Regions from separate parts of the Homo sapiens genome. Here region 2 is linked to region 1. Evidence: read pairs that join two places in POLR2A ChIA-PET (ENCODE). Cell type or tissue: K562. All regions are shown on one strand. Links, peaks and the distances in the headings refer to the core of each region. The heading gives the core; the rest is flanking DNA. Region 1 overlaps PLK5 (polo like kinase 5 (inactive)). Region 2 holds the start of LOC101928543 (a long non-coding RNA gene).

Evidence for each region. Peaks named below come from ENCODE experiments on the same cell type or tissue, not always from the same donor. Only the 100,000 strongest peaks of a DNase experiment are listed, where the experiment ranks them.
Region 2: POLR2A ChIA-PET joins it to region 1 with 6 read pairs; 3 of 35 experiments call an interaction of 5 or more read pairs at or near these places.

The regions. Positions count from the first base shown.
Region 1 is chr19:1,535,708-1,538,615 of GRCh38, forward strand. It overlaps PLK5 (polo like kinase 5 (inactive)), which reads left to right. Exons shown (of 14, transcript NM_001243079.2): 14 at 1-339. Among named protein-coding and RNA genes, the nearest start is that of PLK5, 13 kb to the left of the region's middle. In K562, for the core only: no CTCF peak of the experiment used is centred there; no DNase peak of the experiment used is centred there.
Region 2 is chr19:1,771,455-1,774,362 of GRCh38, forward strand. All of the region lies in intron 1 of ONECUT3 (one cut homeobox 3), which reads left to right. LOC101928543 (a long non-coding RNA gene) reads right to left here and starts at 2,896. Exons shown (of 5, transcript XR_007067085.1): 1 at 2,804-2,896; 2 at 2,582-2,713; 3 at 2,180-2,273; 4 at 1,989-2,086. In K562, for the core only: no CTCF peak of the experiment used is centred there; no DNase peak of the experiment used is centred there; H3K27me3 peaks cover 706 bases.

The DNA of each region.
Region 1 (2,908 bases), core at 158-2,657:
CCCCATCTCTACAAAAAATTAGCTGGGCATGGTGGCACGTGCCTGTAGTCCCAGCTACTTGGGAGGCTGAGATGGGAGGATGGCGTGAGCATGGGAGGTTGAGGCTGCAGTGAGCTGTGATTGCACCACTGCACTCCAGCCTGGGCGACAGAACAAAGACCCTGTCTCAACAACAACAAAAGTAGTACCAGAAGTGGGGTTCTGCCATAACTCCAAATCTAAAACATGGGACAGTTGCTTAATGGGTGGACAGGAAAGAAGCCGACACTGAGGCTGGAAAGATGGCTGGCTATGCTCCGGGACACAGTTGGCACAACCGTCACCTGTGCTGCCCTGGGGTGGACGGTGCACTCATGGACCTGACCTCTCTGGGCTGATGGAGCATTGGTTGTTAGATCAAAATGTCATAAAAGGCCAGGCGTGGTGGCTCACACCTGTAATCCCAGCACTTCGGGAGGCCAAGGCAGGCAGATCACTTGAGCTCAGGAGTTCGAGACCAGCCTGGCCAATATGGTGAAACTCCGTCTCTACTAAAAATACAAAAATTAGCTGGGTGTGGTGGTAGGGGGCCTGTAGTCCCAGTTACTCAGGAGGCTGAGGCAGGAGAATCACTTGAACCCAGGAGGCAGAGGTTGCAGTGAGCCGAGATTGCACCATTGCACTCCAGCCTGGGCAACAGAGCGAAAATCCCTCTCAAAAAAAAAAAAAAAAAAAAAAACTGGACGCAACCTAAGTGTCCAGCGGTGCGAGACTCAAACATCTGGCCATCCCCTGGGATGAGTGAGGCTGGGAAAGTGGGAAGGCTCACGGGAGGCATTAAGGCAGGCCGAGGGGTGCAGAGCTGATGACGGAAAAACCCGTCAATCGCAGAAGGACTCCAGGCCCCTCAGTAGCTCTTTTGTTTTTTTTGAGACAGAGTCTTGCTCTGTCGCCCAGGCTGGAGTGCAGTGGTGCGATCTCAGCTCACTGCAACCTCCGCCTCACGGGTTCAATAGATTCCTCTGCCTCAGCCTCCTGAGTAGCTGGGATTACAGGCATGTGCCACCACGTCCGGCTAATTTTTGTATTTTTAATAGAGACAGGGTTTCATTTGTTTGTTTGTTTGAGACGGAGTCTCACTCTGTCGCCCAGGCTGGAGTGCAGTGGCACGATCTCGACTCACTGCAACCTCCGCCTCCCGGGTTCACGCCATTCTCCCGCCTCAGCCTCCCGAGTAGCTGGGACTACAGGCGCCCGCCACCAAGCCCGGCTAATTTTTTTTTTTATTTTTTAGTAGAGACGGGGTTTCACCATGTTAGCCAGGATGGTCTCGATCTCCTGACCTCGTGATCCGCCTGCCTCGGCCTCCCAAAGTGCTGGGATTACAGGCGTGAGCCACCGTGCCCAGCCTAGAGACAGGGTTTCACCATGTTGGTCAGGCTGCTCTTGAACTCCTGACCTCAGGTGATCCTCCCACCTCAGCTTCCCAAAGGGCTGGGATTACAGGCATGAGCCACTGTGCCTGGCCCCCTCATTAGCACTTGAGGCCACAATTCTCAGTGCGAGGCTCCTGGGCTGTGCTTTGGGCGTCTGCTAAGGTGCTCAGAGGTGTATCCTATGCTGGAGAAAACTCCACCTCGACCGATGCGGGATCAGGAGACCGGGGCTCCAGTCCCAGCTGGCCACTTCCAGGCACATCCAGGCCTCAGTTTCCCTGCCTGTTTAAGGGGGGCATGTATTCTCTGGAATCCCTGCCAGCAGCATGATTCTGCATGAAGTTCTACTTCCAAGTTCCGGTTATCAACCCCAGAAACTCATCATAAAAGAGGGAGAAGTGGCTCATGCCTGTAATTCCAGCAGGCTGGGAAATTGAGGCAGGCGGATCACTTGAGGACAGGAGTCTGAGACCTGCTTGGGCAACATAGGAAGACTCTGTCTCTACTAAAAATTTAAAAGCCAGGCCTGGTGGCACATGCCCGTGGTCCCAGCTACTCAGGAGGCCCAGGTGGGAGGATTGCTTGAGCCCAGGAGTTCGGAGGTACAGTGAGCTATGATTGCACCACGGTACTCCACCACTACTCTGGGTGATAGAGCAAGACCCTTTCTCAAAAAATAAAAATAAAAAATTGGCTGGGTGCCGTGGCTCACGCCTGTAATGCCACCAATAGACAGATCACCTGAGGTCAGGAGTTCGAGACCAGCCTGGCCAACATGGTGAAACCCTGTCTCTACTAAAAATACAAAAATTAGCTGGGCGTGGTGGTGAGTGGCTGTAATCCCAGCTACTTGGGAGGCTGAGGCAAGAGAATCGCTTGAACCCAGGAGAGAGAGTTTGCAGAAGGCGCCACTGCACTCCAGCCTGGGCGACAAGAGTGAGACTTCGTCTAAAAAAGAAGAAAAAAGAGAGACATTCCTGGAGGTGCGCACAAAAGGGCATCATTGACATCTGGAGTGCAGTGGCATGATCTCGGCTCACTGCAAGCTCCGCCTCCTGGGTTCACGCCATTCTTCTGCCTCAGCCTCCCGAATAGCTGGGACTACAGGCGCACGCCACCGTGCCCGGCTAATTTTTTGTATTCTTAATAGAGACGGGGTTTCACCGTGTTAGCCAGGATGGTCTGGATCTCCTGACCTGATCCGTCCGCCTTGGCCTCCCAAAGTGCTGGGATTACAGGCGTGAGCCACCACGCCTGGCCACCTTAGCCTCTAGAATAGTAGTAGTTCTCGGCCGGGCGCTGTGGCTCATGCCTGTAATGCCAGCACTTTGGGAGGCCAGCGTGGGCGGATCACGAGGTCAGGCGTTCAAGACCATCCTGGCCAACATGGTGAAACCCCGGCTCTACTAAAAATACAAAAATTAGCCAGGCGTGGTGGTGTATGCCTGTAATCCCAGCTACTCGGGAGGCTGAGGCAGGAGAATCACTTGAAC
Region 2 (2,908 bases), core at 141-2,640, 240 kb after region 1:
AGCAATTCTAGCTGAAAATAACTTTTCCTTGGAACTTTGAAAGCCTTGCTCTGTTGTCTGCTAGTTTTTGCACACCCAAAGCTGCTTGGATTCTTGATCCTTTGCATGACATCTGGCTTTCCTCTAGGCGCTTTTTAGGATTTTCTCTTTATTCTTGGTGCTCTGAAATTTCACAACAACGAGGCTTGAGTGTCTTTTTCATTCAATGAGCTGAGGACTTGATGTCCCACCCCCATTTTTTTAGAGCTGGGGTCTCGCTCTGTCATCCAGGCTGGAGTGCAGTATCATGATCATAACTCACTGCAGCCTTGACCTTCTGGGCTCAAATGATCCTCCTACCTCAGCATCCTGAATAACTGGGACCACAGGTGTGAGTCACCATGCCTGGCTAATTTTAAATTTTTTGTAGCAATGGGGTCTCACTATATTCTCCAAGCTGCTCTCAACCTCTTGGGCTCAAGTGATCCTCCCACCTCAGCCTCCCAAAGTGCTGGGATTAGAGGCATGAGCCACTTCATCCAGCCTATTTAGTTATTATTTATTTATTTATTTATTTATTTATTTATTTATTTATTTTTGAGACGGAGTCTCGCTCTGTTGCCCAGGCTGGAGTGAGTGGTGTGATCTCAGCTCACACCTCTGCTTACTGGGTTCAAGCGACTCTCCTGCCTCAGCCTCCCCAGTAGCTGGGATTCCAAGCACCTGCCACCACACTCAGCTAATTTTTTTTGTATTTTTTGTGGAGACAGAGTTTCATCATGTTGACCAGGCTGGTCTCGAACTCCTGACCTCAAGCGATCCACCTACCTTGGCCTCCCAAAGTGCTGGGATTACAAGAATGAGCCACCATGCCCAGTGGGCCTATTTATATTTAAAAATTATTTATTTTAAAAGAGAGTCTTACTCTGTCACCCAGGCTGGAGTGCAGTGGTGAGATCATGCTCACTGTAGCCTTGAACCCCCAGCCTCAAGTGTTCCTCCTGCCTCAGCCTCCCAAAATGCTGAGATTACAGGCATGAGCCACTGCACCTGACCACATTTAAACTGGAAACTCATCTTTCAACGCTAGATTTTTTTTCATTATTTGATCATCTCTTCCTCTATTTTTGAACTGTCTCTTGATCAGGTGACAACCCTGCTTCATCTTAATTCATCCTCTAACTTTTTATTCTCTTTCATTTCCCATCTTTGCAGCTGCTTGTGTTCCATTTTCTGGGATATCTGCTTTACTCTTTTTTTTTTTTTTTTTTTTTTTTGAGATGGAGTTTCACTCTTGTTGCCCAGGCTGAAATGCAATGGCACGATCTTGGCTCACCACAACTTCTGCCTCCCAGATTCAAGCAATTCTCCTGCCTCAGCCTCCCGAGTAGCTGGGATTACAGGCATGCACCACCACGTCCAGCTAATTTTTTTTTTTTTTTTTTTTTTTTAGTAGAGACAGGGTTTCACCGTGTTAGCCAGGATGGTCTTGATCTCCTGACCTCGTGATCCGCCCGCCTCGGCCTCCCAAAGTGCTGGGATTACAGGCGTGAGCCACCGCGCCCGGCCAATATCTGCTTAACTTTATCTTCCAGTCCTTACATGGAATTATTTTACTCTGGCTGTTATATATTCACATTTTAAGAGCATTTCCTCACTCTCTAATGGTCCCTTTTACTTAACAGCATCCTGTACTTGTTTCATGGATACGATATTTTTCTCTTACTCCTCTGGGAATATTAATTATAGCTTTGCCTGCCTTGTCGGTTCCTTCTGAGTTTATTCCTCCCCCACCAAACCATTTTTCTCCATTGTTCTCCCCCCTCCTGCCTCCCTCCCTCTCTCTCTCTCCCTCTCTTTTTCATGTTAGACGCTTTTCTAAAATGTGCAGTAACCCACAGGCATCACTTGCATTTAATCATAAAACCTGAAACCGCAGTTAGAAGCCCCACACATTCCAGGTCAGAGGGAGTGAAGTGTGCGTCAGCTCACACCCTAGACGGGTGAACCTGTTGTCCCCGAGACATGAGTCATGGCAGAAGGAACATTCATTTATTTCTGTGGACGTGTATGGACATTGATCTAGCATGTCATGTTCCAGGCTGTTCTGCAACGAAAAGAAAAGCTCTCTGTGCCATTCCAGTAGGCCACGACGGCTGGCACAGAGAAGAGACTGGGAGCAGAGACCCACTAGTACTACCTGCACCACCGGCCACTTCTGGGGGTCACAGAGTAGCTGGAACTCCGGGATGGAGACAAGGGCAGGACAGCCTCTTCAGCACCACAGTCCCAGTCTGGATGCAGGAGAGAAATTGAGATTCTGATGGAGTTTCAAGCTGATGCCACAAATGAGCCCATCTGACTTGTGGCCCAGCTCCTAGTGGGGGAAGCCTGTGTTTTGTACCCACTGACACCCACTGCATTGAGGGGAGGGGTTCACTTCGCTGCTGGAGCAGGAAGAGCAGGACTCGGCTTCAGCCCTGCCCCATCACCCCGAGCCTTTGCTTTTCTCCCCTTTGCAAGTGTCTGGTCTGCAGGCCATGGGGCAGCCTCCTTCAGCCCTCTCCGTGATCTGTGCGGGCTGACCAAGAGGAAGGGTGACCTGCTCATCTGGGAGAGGAAGAGGTGGTCCCTGCACTCTCCCCTCCTCCTCCAAAGTCTTCTTTCTTAGATGTTCTGCGCTCCAGAGGGTCCACTGGGTGCTCGAGGGAGGCCAAGTCTGGGTGGTCTCAGCCTGTGGATAGGGGCAGGAGCAGGAGGCAGGGATTCAGATGTCGGAATTGGGCTGTGGACTCACAGGGTCCCTAAGGGTATCAGGCCTTACAGGAGTGTCGCTGCTGCTCATTCGTAGAGCTTGGTTGTCACAGCCAGTTGCCATGGCACACACCTGTAATCCCAGTGCTTTGGGAGGCTGAGGCCAGAGGATCAC